2 separate regions of the Homo sapiens genome follow, and region 1 is linked to region 2. A link is an interaction called in ENCODE POLR2A ChIA-PET data of the cell type or tissue named here. Cell type or tissue: PC-9. All regions are shown on one strand. Links, peaks and the distances in the headings refer to the core of each region. The heading gives the core; the rest is flanking DNA.

Region 1 (8,716 bases), core at 479-8,478, 210 kb after region 2:
GAATCAAAGTCAGAGTCCTGGGCCACCTTGCTTGGTCATATCTCATCAGCCTCCTCCCCTACAGACTGAAGTTAAAATCGAGTTTAGTTTTGCTTCAGAAGATCTGTTTTCCAGTGTTCTTCACGCTTGCATTTCTCTGCCTGGCCTGCTGGAATTCCCTGGTGCTCTTTCTGAACGCTGGCACTGAGGTGTCACTCTGTTTTCTAAATCCTGCTGAGTAGGTCCGCTGGCAGGCAGGTCAAAAAGCACATGGTTGTTTAAAGACTCTGCCTCTGTTTGACCCAGAGAAACCATGATGACATCTGTTTGCTGTGCCACCTTTTTCTTTAATGGGACTGGAAGCAATTTCAGGCACGTTATTCTGTGTCCTTGGTGCATTTTCTCAGGCTGGGTTCTTCCACTGCAGGTTCATTGCAGAAGAGGCCGCGGCTTCTGGGGCCAAGTGTGTGCTCACCCACAGCCCGACGTGGATCATCGACCCCATCGACGGCACCTGCAATTTTGTGCACAGGTGAGCTGAGCAGGGATCGCCTCCATTGCAGGGCTTAACATGTCCTCTTCTGTGAGGTTTTGTCTTTTCAAAAGCAGCATTTTTTAAGGCAGGAATATATAAACAAACCTATAGTACACTCATAGTCTCATCAGAAAGATGATCAGATCTTGATATTTTTAAAATAAGGTTTTCCGTTTGTGAGAGGCTCTTGGAGTATGTTAGGAAATCTGCACTTGTTTAAAAACCAGTTTGTTATGTTAAAAATGTTGGGTTGCATTTAACAAGGACCCCTTGAAGGAGTCTGACTCCCCTCACACCCCACCCCCACTGGAGAAAAAGGTGAGGTTGGGATACAAAGCCTGTGCTGCCCCACAGTGGCCCGGAGCCCAAGGTGTAGAGAGTGGCCTGTGACAGGTGAGACTTGAGAGCCAGCTTCCTGTATGAGAGCAAACCTTGTGGTTACAAAAAGCAGGAGGTTTGGGGAGGTCAGAAGGGCCCGTGTGGGGAGGTGAAGGGAATGGAGCTTCGGGGATGGTGAAGTGACAGGATGCAAAGGTGACAGGGACACGACCACAGGTGTTCTCTGGCAGTGGCAGGTGATGGTGCTGCGCTGCCTGTCTACACGCACAGGTGGCTGGGGGCCTGGGGCACAGAGCATGATGTGGCTTAAACGGAGCGTGGTTCTCCAGCTCTGGAGAACCCTGGAGAGATTCCCATTCCATGGGCGGGTGGCTTGCAGCTCCTGCGCTCACAGTGCACGCCAGCACACTAGGCTGCACGCGCTAAGCAGGAAGGGTGAGCAGAGCCCGGGTGTGGGCTCCTTTATGATCTGCCTCTGATGGCATGTTTATATGTAAAACATGAAGTTATTCCATGCTAAGCACAGCCTTTTTCTAGGTGAGTTGCCTCGAGAATTCAGTTGTGCCTACATAAGGTGACCCTTTCGAGGCAGTGGAGTCGTGCCATCTGGTGCCAGCAAATGTGTCACCAATCTCTCCTCTCATTTCAACTAAAGCATGATCCTTCCCAGGGCTCTCCTCCCCAGAGTATGTCACTGAGTGGAGCCTCATTACTTCTGCCTGCTCGTGGTTCCAGGGTGCTCATAATGGTGACATGGCAGGTGAAGCCCCGTCACATGGTGAAGGCCACACGTCCATTCGAGGGTCTTCAGTGGCTCCAGAGACATAGTTTCCAGTGCTTTCCTGTCTGCACCCCTGGGGGGATCCTGGTACTGGGGAGGTGACTGGGAAAAGAGCAGCAATTTCAGAACAGTCTCCAGAGCTGATCCTGACAGTTCCTGAACCCCACGCTATAGCTGTGGTGATTGTTGTGGTCTGAAGACATCCGAAAGCCACCAGCATCTGCCACTCAGATGGCGCCTGTTCACCCCTGTGCCCACCAGTGCTGGGCCACAGCAGTGGGAGAAAGCTCTCCTGGGCACTGGAACAAGCGTGAGGCCTGGCACATGGTGCATTTGCTCTGGAAGCCAGCGGCTCATCCCAAGGTCCCACACACCCTGGCAGTCAGAGTTGCATTTGTGTACAATTGGTTTTGCATTTTTCCTGTCAGTTTGCAGTACCCAGCCTTTCCTGCCTGTTTTTAAGCTCCAGTGATCTCCCTATAAAGGAAGGATTATTTTGAAGATATTGAGCGGCAATAGCAGAATCACAAAACTGCAGGCAAACTGATCATGAAAACTGTCTGCAGCCGTGGCTGTCCCTGCAGCTGGCTACTGGGCACTCAGGCAGGGATGCTAGCAGTGCCACAGGGTGAGCTGTGGCTCAGAACTGGCCCCCATGGGGAGGCTGTGGTGCCTTCTGGGACCACCTGCCTGGCGCCCCACCTGGGACTGGGTCTGGCCTTTGGGGAGGGCTCTGCTGTCCCTTTAGGTCTGGAGAACCAGAAAACAGATGATTGAGATCCTTCCTAATTGGGCTTCAGAGGGTTGTTGAGTTACATCAGTCTTATGTGACTTTCACAGTGCTGTTTTCTTTCAAGGTTAACTGTCTTACGACATGGTCAGTTTATTCTGTTTGTCTTGGAAGCAGTTAGTGAAACTGTGGGAAGTAGTTTTTAAACAACCAACCCACCCAGAGTGTAGGAAGGTCCTTCTGAGCCTGCGGGGAGCCGCACAGCACACAGGCTCCCGAGAGCTGCCGCTCTTGTTCCAGAGAGTAAACCTTTCTATTTTCCTTTGCAGATTCCCGACTGTGGCGGTTAGCATTGGATTTGCTGTTCGACAAGAGGTGCGGGTGTGGCCCAGGTCCCCAGGGCCCCTCCCTGGGCTCCCTCTGGCCATCCTTCCTTTCTGGCTTCAGCCTCTGTGCGCCTGGTTTGCTGTTTGCCCTGTGCCTTAATCATGACTGGCAAATCCAAGCCTGTGGGTTTCAAATCCGAGAAAATAAACAAGTCCAGACTGGCTTTGGGGTGTGCGGGGTGGGGCTCCGTGGCTGGCCCTTGTCCCCCGTGGAGGGCTGGCCTCGTGTCAACCGTGGTCTATTTGTGACACTGCTGTGGAAGCGGAAGTCTTAAGTGAACGGTCCAAGTGCATCTCCAGCTGACCCCTAGAGCGTGTGATCTCACAAACTAAAAGGAGCACTTAGTTTTGGAGAGCATCCTCAATCCCAATATTCTAATAATTCTTTCTTATCTTCCTCTGGTTATTAGCATGAGAACATAGCTCTTTCATGGTTCCCATAGACCTTCTGAACTACACAGTGTTGTGCGACCTGCATGGAAGGCGTGGGGCTGAGGTTTAAAGCTTATTAAATAATTCAAGCAGCAGCACTGAGAAGAGCCTTAATTTCTTTCTAATTGAAACAGTTTTATTTAAATAGGGCCGAGGGCTGCATGTTTCTCAAAAGCAGCCCTGCTTCAGAGCAGCATTTGTGCAGCTTCACCTTAGTCTCAGCACAGACTCCCTGGCAGGGGAGCTGAGAGAAGTACTTAAGTTGAAGTATTTAAAGTTAAGTACTAAAGTATCTCAAAGTACTTAAGCTGAAGATAAGTAAGAATTGTAATACTGTAATTTGTCTAAGGATGCAATGATTGACGTCTTTCTCTGTTAAATAATATTGTGGTGCCCAGAGTGGGTGGGAGGCTGAGCAGTACTTCAGGGGTTGATTGATGTTCTGTGACTGTGTGAAGGGGCTGCTGGAACAGCTGGCTAGGTCCTTGGCCCTTCTGTGGGTTGGCTAGGGTCTGTCCTATGTTACTACACTGAATACGGGAGCTCCTGGCTTTTCGTGGTGGGCTCCTCCCCATGGGAGTGGGGGACATTCCTCTGCACTCTGGGAGCTCTTCACAGGCCTCAGGAACCAGCCGAATTCTAGGACTGACCTGGTCATGAGGATTCCTTTAAAGCCAGGGTACCGGAAGGGGAAGGATGATGAAATGCTGCCAGACACCTGCAGGCTCTGAAAAAGCGTTGACTGAATGACGCCTCCAACCGCCAGAAATAAACCCTTTCTCTGTAGCTTGGGGTGTCCACTCTAGGGTGTTTGTGCTCACCCCAGGGCCAGCCAAGGCTTTCCTAAGGCATTTGGCCAGGGTGTTTTTTTAATTTTCCAGAGAGGTGAACACTTGGCTAACTTGCTAAGCAAGCATGCTGGCCCTTGTTAACCCTGAGTGGTGAAAAGTCGGTAGAGGAAAGATCACAGAGGCACGCGGCCGTGGGCTGCCGTCCTTTTCCACGCTGACCTCTTCCTTTTGCTGCTTCATCCTGGGAGGCTGTGGTCTGATGCTTTGTTCCCTGATGTGGGGCAGTCGGGCCACTGTTCAGCGCACTGCCTGCTCACGGATCAGTCCCCAGTCTGCGGCGGTGCCTCTTCCTCGCTGGGGCTGTCCTTGGGCTTCTGAGATTCCGCTGGCTTTACAGATGCATTCTCCATTCTTCACACATCAGCAATTTTGAGGATTTCTTGTGGGGTTTGGTTAGAGTCACAAGTAACATTCTTTTTTTCAGCAACAAAAGGGGCCTTTCTAAAAAATTAAGCTTTTTCAATAACTTCTGGTTACTAATACTTGATTATGATGTTAATTTTTAAAGTTTTGTTTGTCTGAATATATTTTAAAATTGTACTTATTTAGCAAAAGCAAGCTTGCTTTTATGTCCAGGTCTCATTTTAAATGCAGGCACTGCTTTTTCTCAGTTCCTTTTGGAAAGGTAATTTCTGTCACAGTGTAATGTGTTATCCTAACGCCTAGCGCAGCCTTCATCTTTGAATAACAATGTTTTTTCCCACATCAAACGAGTGAACCATCTTTGTTTTCTGTCCTGCCTCTGCCGCCCACAGCTTGAATTCGGAGTGATTTACCACTGCACAGAGGAGCGGCTGTACACGGGCCGGCGGGGTCGGGGCGCCTTCTGCAATGGCCAGCGGCTCCGGGTCTCCGGGGAGACAGGTGGGCTTCACAACGCTCGTCTCAGTTTACTTCTGAAATAAAAGTGTGAAAGGAGAATGCCAAAGCCACCATGATGTGGGACGGTGGTGGAGGTCCCTTGCTGATGGTGTCATCTCTTTTTAGGGACATCGTGTCCCTGATGAACTGGAAATGGAGCCAGTTCTGTATGTTAGTGTTTTTGTTCACGTGGCCAGGAGCTTTAAATAACCTCATTCTGCTTTGCGCTCACATCCCTCATCTTTCAGGCTAAAAGTACTCCAGTCGCAGTCACGATTTGGTTGTAGTGGGATTGGGTGAGCAGCCCGAGGCCAGGTGCTTGTTCCCCTCAGAGCACCCGGCACACCTCGGTGGTCCCGATTTTGCCCAGGCACTGCTGCCCAGGTGCAGTCTGTGGCCCCTGAGTGTGCACAACAGTAACTGGCTTCAGCTTCTGTGAGAAGAGCCATCCTGGGGAATGAGTCATGTGAAGAGGCACCTTAGCCCCTCTGCAGTTATGGCCTGCCGTGATTTCCTTAGCCCAGAATCTCAGGGTCATCCAGTGGCTCTGAGAGAGGGGTTCCCATTCCCTGCATACTGCCTGGAACCGCCTGTCCTGAATGGGCCAGTTTAGGTTTTCACTGATTCTTTTCGGCCTTTCTCCCACATGGATGAATCTGGTGATATTTTAACTGCATTGTGAGACAGGTACTGTAGGGAACAGAAGAATGCCAGACAAATGAGAGAAGCCTCAGACTAGCAGCAGCTGCATGGGAGATTTTACAAGCTCCATAATACCTGCATGTCTGGGTTTGAAAAGGCGGAAGTGCACTGCTGCTTGTTTCTGCCTTGTGTGTCTCTGGCGTGGACATCATGCAGGGCCCCCCATCTCATTCCCTGCCAGTTACACTCTTTCTTCTGCTCTCCCATCAGCCTCCCTGCCGCCTCCCCTCTTGACCCACTTCCAGCCTCTCTTAAAAATTCCTTTCCTGGCAACCTTTCTTCATTGTCTCTATTTATTCCTACTTCTTTCCTCCCTGGCTGATGCCTGTGTGCCCAGATGGCCTTCGAGGCAGCGAGAGGAGCTATGGCCATGGCCCATCTCTGCTGCTGTGAGCCCGTGCGGCCAGGAAAGTGGCGGGCCAGGATGGATGAGGTGTCAGGAGAGGGCCCGCCACTGTGTGAGGGACACGAAGGGCAAGATTGTGCAAAGGAGAGGAGGTGGCTGCAGGAGAGCCCAGAGCAGGGGAAGGGAGAAGTCATGGGGGCCTCTGAGGGGCAACCAGCAGTTGGACTCACCAGTTAGAGCTTCTGATCCCAGAGAGGCCTTGGAATGGCCTCTGGCCCTGCCTCACCTTCCCTCTCCAGAAGTGTTTTGTTTGGCAGTGAAAAAAGTAGCTTTAATTACAGCTGTGCGTGCCAGGAGGTGCCCACTCCAGCCTCATTGTGTAACTGGTGGTGAGGAAGCATGCTACTAAGCATGCTCGGGTGAACTTTGCTCTATATTTCACTGGATTATAACACTGAACTCTATTAACATGCTCTTGGCATCCTGGCTGCCCGCCCGTGTAGCTCAGTCAGGCTGCAACTCTGCGTCCTCCCAGCCTGCAGGCTGCTAGCTCAAGCACCAACTCCACTAGGGCAAGGGCTTTGTCCAGGGCCCCTTTATGTGGCCCCCAGTAGGCCTGGTAATTTCGTAGAATGAAGGAAACATGAAGTGCTCATGTTCTGAAACTCATTTGTGACTTTAGAAAAATTCTGATGGATAAAATGCATAGCAGATAGCTGCTGCTAGTCTGAGGCTTCTCTCATTTGTCTGGTATTCTTCTGTTCCCTACAGTACCTGTCTCACAATGCTATAAAATATCACCAAATTCCTCCATATGGGAGAAAGGCCAAAAAGAATCAGTGAAAACCTAAACTGGCCCATTCAGGACAGGCGGTTCCACGTGTTTTCTACCATGGTTGTTTTCTTTCCTATGGGTAGATGGACTTCAGGAGGTGACAGTGCATGCTCTTCAGCAGCACGGTCTCTTGGCACCATGCAGACCCAATTTCAGATCCTGATTCTGCCGCTTTTTTTTTTTTTTTTCTGAGATGGAGTCTTGCTCTGTCACCCAGGCTGGAGTGCAGTGGCACAATCTTGGCTCACTGCAACCTCCACCTCCTGGGTTCAAGTGATTCTTCTGCCTCCCAAGCAGCTGGGATTACAGGTGCGCACCACCACACCTGACTAATTTTGTATTTTTAGTAGAGACGGGGTTTCACCATGTTGGCCAGGCTGGTCTCAAACTCCTGACCTCAAGTGATCCACCCGCCTCGGCCTCCCAGAGTGTTGGGCTTACAGGTGTGAGCCACCACACCTGGCCGATTCTGCCACTTTCTAAGGTGACTAGAACTCGAGCAAGTTCCTTAACCTCTCTGAATCTCAGTCCTCATATTGAAAACGGGGATGCTGATGATAATAAAAATAACCGAGAGGATTAAATAAGTTACGCATATAAAGCACCCAGCATAGTGCCTGGGGCACAGTATCCTAAAATGAGAACCATTATCAAAGAAGAAACTTGAATCTTTGCACAAAACCAATCAAGTCATGCCCCGTTGTTAAAATTAGGACTTGTTTCTGGAGGACACAGTCATTAAAACAAGCACCACTAATCTCTCTCTCTTTCTCCCTCTCTCTTTCTGCTTCCCTTGGCTTCCCCTTTCTTATTTCTATTATGCCTTGCTGGAATATCTTCAACTCACAAGTTAAAAAACAGCACTGGATAGAGGTAAAGGATTAGAAGAAGGCAAGAATTTTATTAGCTGCTTCTTCAAATTCTACCATGCAAATTTCAGACATACACAAAGTACACAGAAAAAGCAAAATGATGCCCCATGACCCCTCACATGGCAGCACGCCTGCTTCGTGTGTGTCCACCAGCTCCCGCCACCCCCAGCTGCCTGGAGCCAATCCCAGGCATCAGGTCACTTCCTAGTCAGTACTTCAGCGTGTCTCCAAAAACAGACTGCTCTCTTACAAATACAATCACATCATCAATATCACTCTCTACCCAAAATGCATCCCTAAAATCAGCAAATAATCCCATCAGTGTTCAAATTTCCAATTGTCTCGTTTTTATGGAAAGTGGCCTCCTAAGGTCATAGTCTGCGTTCTGGGGGGACTTCCTGTTCCTGGGTCAGTCTTTGTTGCCTTTTCACTGGACTGTGCTAGGAAGTACGTATTTTTTATTTGTTTTGTTTTGTTTTTTGAAACAGGATCTCACTCTGTCACCCAGGCTGGAGTGCGGTGGTGCAGTCTTGGCTCACTGCAGCCTCCACATCCTAGGTTCAAGCAATTCTCCTGCCTCATCCTCCTGAGTAGCTGGGACTACAGGCATGCGCCACCACATCTGGCTAATTTTTTTGTATTTTTTAGTAGAGACGGGGTTTCACCATGTTGGCCAGGCTGGTCTCAAACTGCTGACCTCAAGTGAGCCTTTTGCCTCGGCCTCCGAAAGTGCTGGGGTTACAGTTGTGAGCCACTGCACCTGACCATATTTTTAAAATATAGAGTCGATAATGAGTTATACTGGGTTTTTTTTTTTCTGTTTTTTTTTTTCTGAGATGGAGTTTCACTCTTGTTGCCCAGGCTGGAGTGCAATGGGGCGATCTCGGCTCACTGCAACCTCCGCCTCCCTGGTTCAAGTGATTTTCCTCCTAAGCCTCCCAAGTAGCTGGGATTACAGGCGCATGCCACCATGCCCAGCTAATTTTTGTATTTTTAGTGGAGACAGGGTTTTGTCATGTTGGCCAGGCTGGTCTTGAACTCCTGACCTCAGGTGATCCACCCGCCCG
Region 2 (8,716 bases), core at 427-8,426:
GAGATACTGTGTAGTGGTGAAGTACAGGTGAAGTTTGGAACACGGAGATACTGTGTAGTGGTGAAGTACAGGAGCAGTTTGAGTGGAACACGGAGATACTGTGTAGTGGTGAAGTACAGGTGCAGTTTGGATGGAACACGGAGATACTGTGTAGTGGTGAAGTACAGGTGCGGTTTGGATGGAACACGGAGATACTGTGTAGTGGTGAAGTACAGGTGCGGTTTGGATGGAACACGGAGATACTGTGTAGTGGTGAAGTACAGGTGCGGTTTGGATGGAACACGGAGATACTGTGTAGTGGTGAAGTACAGGTGCGGTTTGGATGGAACACGGAGATACTGTGTAGTGGTGAAGTACAGGTGCGGTTTGGATGGAACACGGAGATACTGTGTAGTGGTGAAGTACAGGTGCGGTTTGGATGGAACACGGAGATACTGTGTAGTGGTGAAGTACAGGTGCGGTTTGGATGGAACACGGAGATACTGTGTAGTGGTGAAGTACAGGTGCGGTTTGGATGGAACACGGAGATACTGTGTAGTGGTGAAGTACAGGTGCGGTTTGGATGGAACACGGAGATACTGTGTAGTGGTGAAGTACAGGTGCGGTTTGGATGGAACACGGAGATACTGTGTAGTGGTGAAGTACAGGTGCGGTTTGGATGGAACACGGAGATACTGTGTAGTGGTGAAGTACAGGAGCGGTTTGAGTGGGACACGGAGATACTGTGTAGTGGTGAAGTACAGGTGCAGTTTGAGTGGAACACGGAGATACTGTGTAGTGGTGAAGTACAGGTGCAGTTTGAGTGGAACACGGAGATACTGTGTAGTGGTGAAGTACAGGTGCAGTTTGGGTGGAACACGGAGATACTGTGTAGTGGTGCAGTACAGGTGCAGTTTGGGTGGAACACGGAGATACTGTGTAGTGGTGAAGTACAGGTGCAGTTTGAGTGGAACATGGAGATACTGTGTAGTGGTGAAGTACAGATGCAGTTTGAATGGAACATGGAGATACTGTGTAGTGGTGAAGTACAGGTGCAATTTGAGTGGAACATGGAGATACTGTGTAGTGAAGTACAGGTGCAATTTGAGTGGAACATGGAGATATTGTGTAGTGGTGAAGTACAGGTGCAATTTGAGTGGAACATGGAGATACTGTGTAGTGGTGAAGTACAGGTGCAATTTGAGTGGAACATGGAGATACTGTGTAGTGGTGAAGTACAGGTGCAGTTTGAGTGGAACATGGAGATATTGTGTAGTGGTGAAGTACAGGTGCAATTTGAATGGAACATGGAGATACTGTGTAGTGGTGAGGTACACGTGCAATTTGGATGGAACATGGAGGTATTCTGTACTGGTAAAGTACAGGTGCAGCTTGGGTGGAACATGGAGATATTGTGTAGTGGTGAAGTCTGAGTTTTTAGTATATCCATCACCCAAATAATGTACGTTGTACCCATTAAGTAATTTTTCATCATCTACCCCCCACCAACCCCCTCACCCTTTTGAGTCTCCTGTGTCCATCATTCTACAGTCTATGTCCTGTATACTGATTATTTAGCTCCCACTTGTAAGTGAGAACATGTGGTGTTTGTTTTTCTGTTTCTGAATTGTTTTCCTTAAGATAGTGACCTCCAGTTCCCTCCATGTATCTGCAAAAGACATGATTTCACTTTTTTATGGCCAAAAAGTATTCTATTGCGTGTATATATACCACATCCAGTCATCCATGGGTGAGCACTTTGGTTGATTCCATATCTTTGCAATTGTGAATATCACTGTGATACACATATGAGTGTAGGTATCTTTTTGACATAATGATTTCTTTTCCTTTGGATATATACCTAGTAGTGAGATTGCAGGATAGAATGGTAGTTCTATTTTTGATTATTTGAGGAATCTCCATACTGTTTTCCATAGAAGTTGTGCTAATTTACATTCTTAAGAACAATGTATAAGTGTCCCTTTTCTCTCCATCCTCCCCAGCATGTTATTTTTTTGTCTTTTTAGTAATAGCCATTCTGACTGCTATAAGATGATATCTCACTGTGGTTTTAATTTGCATTTATCTGATGATTAGTTATGTTGAGCATTTTTTCATATGCTTGTTGGCCATTTGTATGTCTTCTTTTTAAAAGTGTCTATTCATGTCATTTGCCCACTTTTTAATGGGATTATTTGGGGGTTTTTGTAGAGTTGAGATTTTTATAAATTCTGGACATAGTCCCCTGTCAGATGCAGAGTTTGCAGATATTTTCACTCATTCTGCAGGTTGTCTGTTCACTCTGCTGATTATTTCTTTTGCTGTGCAGCAGCTTTTTAGTTTAATTAAGTCCCATTTGTCTATTTGTGTTTTCGTTGCATTTGCTGTTGAGGTCTTAGTCATGAATTCTTTGCCTAGACCAATGTCCAGAAGAGTTTTCCCTAGGTTTCCTTTTAGTATTTTTATAGTTTCAAGTCTTACAATTAAGCCTGTAATCCATCTTCAGTCGATTTTTGTATATAGTGAGAGATAGGTTACCCCTCTCAGGAACAGTGAGTATTAGAGGAAAAAGAATTCGAAGGAAGAAAGAAACTGTGTGCCCAGCATTGCGGCCCATTAACTGTCCTTCCACTTTGATATTCACATAGACGTCCTCCTGTTGAGGGAGGCTGGTGAAAGGGAAGCAGGGCTGAAGAATACCAAGGGCCTTCTCAATATTGTGAAGTACTCTTTTTTTTTTTTTTTTAACTTTTATCTTAAGTTCAGGGATAATTTGTTACACAGAAATGATTTGTTCTCATCATTTAGCTCACACTTATAGGTGAGAACATGTGTTATTTGGTATTCTGTTCTTGTGTTAGTTTGCTAAAAATAACCTGCAGCTCGAGCTCCTGACCTCAAGTGATCCGCCCGCCTCGGCCTCCCACAGTGCTGGTATTACAGGCGTGAGTCATCACAACTGGCCTGGCCAACATGGTGAAACCCCGTCTCTACTAAAAATACAAAAATTAGCCGGGCATGGTGGCGCACGCCTGTAGTTCCAGCTACTGGGGAGGCTGAGGCAGGAGAATTGCTTAAACCTGGGAGGCAGAGGTTGCAGTGAGTGGAGATTGTGCCAATACACTCCAGCCTGGGTGATAGAGCGAGACTCTGTCTCAAAAAAAAAAAAGAAAGAAAGAAAAGAACAACCTCCAGCTCTACATCCTCGCAAAGGACATGGTCTCATTCTTTTTACAGCTGCATAGTAATCATTGGATTGTTTTGAGCCCACCTGTAATGCGATTTGACTTATGGTTTCAACGATTCACTGGCTGCTGAGTGGAATGGACTGTGGTGAGAAGGGTGGGAACAGACCAGATAGGAGGCTGTGGCCATAACTGCGTGGACTAGATGATGATGGCTTCAGTCAGGAATTTAGCAGTGCGAGAATCAGAATCTGGATAGATTCTCAAGGTACAGCCAAGAGTATTTCCTTAAAGATCACAGGGATGTCTCCAAGGAGTTTGGCCTAAGCCGGGCCGTGGGGGGAAACCGCAGGTGGAGCAGGTTTGGGGAGGAAGATTAAGAGTTCTGTTTGGCACTTGCTGAGTTGTAGTTGCCTGTTGAATTCAAGCAGTGATGTCAGGCAGGCAATTGGATGTGCAAGTCCAGAATTCAGAGGAGAGGCCTAAGCTGGAGATGTCCATTTGGAGTCACTAGTATATTCATGGTGTGCATGCCACAAAGTGGAGATCGCCAAGGCAGTGAGCTTACATAGAGAGGGGGGCCCAGCACCAACCCTGGATCCCTCTAGGATTAGGAGGCTGTGGGAAGAGAGGGAGCCAGCAGTGAACCCTGAGCAAAAGTGGCCATGATGTCTTGAAGGCCAAGACAGTGTTTCACGGGGAGGGTGTAGTCAGCCCTGTCAGGTGCTAATGATGAGCCAGGTCAGATGAGGACCAAGGTCCCCTGAAAGCAGCCTGAATGTCATTGGTGACCCTCATCACACAGGAGAAACCACACTTCCTTGTCCAGCCCAGCCTTCTTTTTTTTTTTTTTTTAAAGACTTTGTTTGTCCCTACTCTACCCTCACAGGTCTTCTTACCCATTCCAGGACCATGATAAATATTTGCTGAGTGAATCGGTGAATGACAGGCCTTACTTTGGTTGAGTCACTCTGCAGGGAGTGGAAGGAATCGCCACTCTCCCCAGACTCTACTCTCCTCCAATCACTCACCCTGCACTCCAAGCTCCAAAGCAAAAGAGCGCCTCTGCCCGTTTTACTGCTGTCCCTCTTCCCTCACAGTGTGGCCCAGGAAGCTCAGAAAGTGGCTGTGGCTGGAGCAGAAGGCCAGGAAGAGGTACTAAGCCAGGCTTTGGGGCTTTCTTATTTGATTATTTGGAATTGTCAGGAATTCCAAGAATGTTGGGACTATCTCTGTGCGAATTTAAATCTGAAACGCATTAGAAAGTTAGATAAGTGTTACCCTCATGTAACATCTGCCATGCTACCCACCTGGATAGGATAAATAGTAGAGTTTTTAATGAAGTTATTAAATGTTCAGAGAGGAATTAATCATGTTGAGTGACTAATTCCAACTAGAAACTCTTGTAATATATATAGATCCAGATGTTTCTCTTGGGAAAGAAAGGAGTCCCATTCCCAGGCATGTATCCAAACGGAATGAAAACATACATCAAGACTAAAACTTGCACACGAATGTTTATAGCAGCATTACTCAATAATAGCCAAAAAGTAGAAACAGCCTAAATGTTCATCAAATGACAGATGGATCAACAAATGTGTCCGATCCATGTAATGGAATGCCGTTCGGCAATAACAAGGACTGAAGTGCTGACACATGCCATATCAGAGATGACCCTTAGAAACATCATGCTAAGTCAGAGAAGCCAGTCACAAAAGGCCACATATTGTGTGACTCCATTTATAGGAAACGTCCAGCATAGGCAAATTTGTAGAGACAGAAAGGAGGGACCAGGCATGGTGGCTCGTGCCTATAAATCCCAGCACTTTGGGAGGCCAAGGCGGGCAGATCACCTGAGGTCAGGGGTTCAAGACCAGCCTGGCCAACATGGCAAAACCCTGTCTCTACCTAAAAAACAAAAATTAGCTAGGTGTTGTGGCATGCACCTGCAATTCCAGCTGCTAAGGAGTCTGAGGCAGGAGAATCACTTAAACCTGGGAAGCGGAAGTTGCAGTGAGCTGAGATCGTGCCACTGCCCTCCAGCCTGGGCGACAGAGCGAGACTCTATCTCAAAAAAAAAAAGGAAGAAAGCAGGAGGCTGGGGGAGGAGAAATGAGGAGTGTCTGCTAATGGGTCATGCAGAATTGCTTTTCTTGGTGATAAAAATGTTCCAAAATTGATGGTGGTGATGAAGGCACAACTCTACAAATATTCTAGAGAGACCATTGAATTCTACACTTAAGATTGTTGAATTGTATGGTATATAAATTATATCTCAATAAAGCTGTGACATGAAAAAATAGAAAGAGGCTGAGGTGGGTGGATCACTTGAGGCCAGGAGTTGGATACCAGCCTGGCCAACATGGCAAAACCCCGTCTCTACTAAAACTACAAAAATTAGCAAGGCATGGTGGCATACATCTGTAATCCCAGCTACTTGAGAGGCTGAGACATGAAACTCACTGGGCCCCACAAGGCAAAGGTTGCAGTGAACCAAGATCAAGCCACTGCACTCCAGTCTGGGCAACAGAGTAAGATTCTGTCTCAAAAAAGACAAACAGACAAAAAATAGAAAGAGGGAAAATGTAAAACTTGAAATATTTGAGTCCAAGAACTGGAAGAAGTATTTAAGATTATCTAGTGCAAACCACAAGTATAGAATTACAAGGTGTTTGAATTTCTTTGGACAATATTCTTTCCCTTTTATGTCAGTTATTTGTTGACAGACTTACAGCTACTGCAGAATTACAGAGGGGCTCAGTGGCTGCCTTTGAAATCTTTCCTTTTGTATGTATGTGGAAATTGTAATCCCCTCATACCTTTAAGCTAGTGCAGGTGTTGAGCTTCCTGTAGCCACTGAGGTTCCCCAGAGCTAGGGGCTGCACCTTCTCAGAACAAAAGCTCAATAGAACAAAAACCCTTGGCTGGGCAGGGCGGCTCACGCCTATAATGTCAGCACTTTGGGAGGCCGAGACAGATGCATTGCTTGAGCTCAGGAGTTGTCAGAACCAGGCTGGACAACATAGCGAGAACCTGTCTCTACTAAAAATACAAAAAAATAGCCAGGCGTGGTGGTGTGCGCCTGTGGTCCCAGCTACTCAGGAGGCTGAGGTGGGAGGATCTCTTGAGCCCAAAGGGGCGGAGGTTGCAGTAAGCCGAGATCGCATCACTGCGCTCCAGCCTGAGTGACAGAGTGAGATCCTGTCTCAAAAAAACCCTTGTTGGTTCCCAATTAGGACACTATCAGCTAATTTTATGGTGTTGGGTGCAAGTACATCTGCCCATTGATAACACAGAGATCACAGGCCTGCACATTGCCTGGCAGGTGTGAGCTGTTGGTCCCAGTGGGGCTGAATATGGCTGGACCAGTCCCAGCTCGTCACCTGGAAAACTCAGCCCGGAGCCTGCAGGGAGGGGCTGTCCAGTGGTGGGTCACTAGCATCCCCTTACCCCACAGAGGATTGAGGCTTGGTTTACAGCATGCAGCCCCTCAGGTACATTTCAGAGCTGCATCTCACGTTGTTTATGGCAGTATTCTGCTACCCCTTTTCTTCCCTGTGGCATATTTTTCCTAGTCATCTGTTGCCCTTCTGTTCCATCCACGCTGGCTATAAGTGCATTGGCCTGGACAAGTCACATTTTCTTGGGCCGTTCCTGAAGGGTCTGAAGGCTGAGAGCAAATCCAGGAATCTGTGGGTGTGGTTGAAGCTCAGTTCTGAATGCAGTGCCCTTGGGCCGCCCCCCACACCCCGCCGTGCTTATGATCTGAGCACAGCCCCTCCTGCAGCTCAGAACCTGTGCCCCCTTCTCTCTTCTGCACCAGGACTTAATGTGGTGCTCTCCACATGCAGGTGTTCTGTAGATGTTTCTAGAATTTCCTTTACTTACCATGTGTTGCTCCCCTGCCCCACCATTGAAATCCGGGCCTTGCCACATTTCCCAAAAGCCACAACGCCACATTCCTGGGTGCCTTCCTTGCACCCAAAGCCGCCAAAGGAGCCTCCTGGACCGTCCCACGGCCCCAGCGCAGCCCTCCCCACGGCTGATCGCCACACTCTTGACTGCCCCACGGCTGTGCTTGTCCTCCCTGACACCACATCCCCGCACCCCCACTCGCTTCTCCTTTGTCTTTCCAGCCTCTTTCACCATGTCCTCCTGCCCCTTGCCCCTCACAGACTCTCCTCCTTTCTGCCCCACCCACCTTCCCCTGTGAGCTGTGAACTGGTCAGTCCTGGCCTTAGCACCAGCCTCTGCCCAGGAATACTGGATTATCCCTTGGACCAGGCGAGGAAACTGTTAAAACTGTTAACTGTCAGCAGTCGGAGCTAAGAACCCACCCACCCCAGCCGGGATTCGAACCCCAGCACTCAGATACCAAAATCTATGCTCAAATTGCCATAAACATTATTTCATGCCTTCTCATTAGAAACGGTGTGTTTTACACTAAAATTTGCCAACAGAAAAATATATTTAATTCTATAGTCACTGTCAGCAAGAATATAGCAAGCCCACCTTTACAGATATTTGCTTTAAATTTAACCTTGTTCCCCCAAAAAAGGAATCTCCTTTCTCCATTTTGCTTCTCAACAGGTAAAACAGAAAGGATACGGAGTGACTAAAAAGACCAAGAATAAGAGTAATACCCTAAAATGTTACATAATTCAAGCTTGATGTTCCAAGGAGAATTTTTGTCAGATAACTTAGAGGCTTGTCTGGAAGCAAAGACTAAAGTCGTGATTCTTTGAATCTTTTTTCCCTGATGAAAATACCTAATTATTTTATTTCTGTTCCCACACAAATAAGTTTCTCTTGTGAGTCTCTTTGGCATGCTGCAAGTGCACAGCTTTCTTAGAGAATTAGGATTTTACAGAGAGAATCTTAGGTCTATGAGTGGGAGTATTGTGAAAAGTCAAAAGCTAAAAAATTAATTTTGTGGGAAAAAAAATACTTGAGGAAAATTCTATGTTCCATCACTGGAGACTCGATTTATTTAATTCTGTACTGTGGGAACTGATTAGTAAAAGTTTATACTTTCCACAGTTGTTTTGTGAGATTATAATTTGGAAATAAAAGATAGCATCCCTAGACAAATCTTCAAGTATCTTTGAAAAAATGAGTAAAAGCAGTAGAAATCCTGCAACTGGCCCTGGGGGGCTATGAAGGTCCCTTGGCTTCATCTTCCTGTACTTGGGAACCTGCAGGGAATTCCGTTTCTGCCCCAGGCCTCAAGGATCTTGAGAGAATTAATATGTGAAATTAGCAAGCTTGCAGGACACAGGAACAAATACAGAGATCAATTGTATTTCTGGGCACTAGAAATGAAAAAAATCTGAAAAATGAAATTTATAAAACATGAACATTAAAAATGACATTCAGGCTGGGCACGGTGGCTCACGCCTGTAATCCCAGCACTTTGGGAGGCCAAGGTGGGTGGATCACCTGAGGTCAGGAGTTCAAGACCAGCCCAGCCAACATGGTGAAACCCTGTCTCTACTAAAAATACAAAAATTAGCTGGGTGTGGTGGCGCATGCCTGTAATCCCAGCTACTCGG

What was found. ChIA-PET counts read pairs that join two places held together with the same protein. Peaks named below come from ENCODE experiments on the same cell type or tissue, not always from the same donor. Only the 100,000 strongest peaks of a DNase experiment are listed, where the experiment ranks them.
Region 1: POLR2A ChIA-PET joins it to region 2 with 17 read pairs; 2 of 35 experiments call an interaction of 5 or more read pairs at or near these places.

The regions. Positions count from the first base shown.
Region 1 is chr18:12,009,477-12,018,192 of GRCh38, forward strand. It overlaps IMPA2 (inositol monophosphatase 2), which reads left to right. Exons shown (of 8, transcript NM_014214.3): 3 at 407-511; 4 at 2,694-2,739; 5 at 4,789-4,897. Among named protein-coding and RNA genes, the nearest start is that of IMPA2, 32 kb to the left of the region's middle. In PC-9, for the core only: no CTCF peak of the experiment used is centred there; a DNase peak (open chromatin) is centred at 6,345; H3K27ac peaks cover 1,376 bases.
Region 2 is chr18:11,804,023-11,812,738 of GRCh38, forward strand. All of the region lies in intron 4 of GNAL (G protein subunit alpha L), which reads left to right. Among named protein-coding and RNA genes, the nearest start is that of CHMP1B, 43 kb to the right of the region's middle. In PC-9, for the core only: no CTCF peak of the experiment used is centred there; DNase peaks (open chromatin) are centred at 2,909, 3,409 and 4,029; H3K27ac peaks cover 2,275 bases.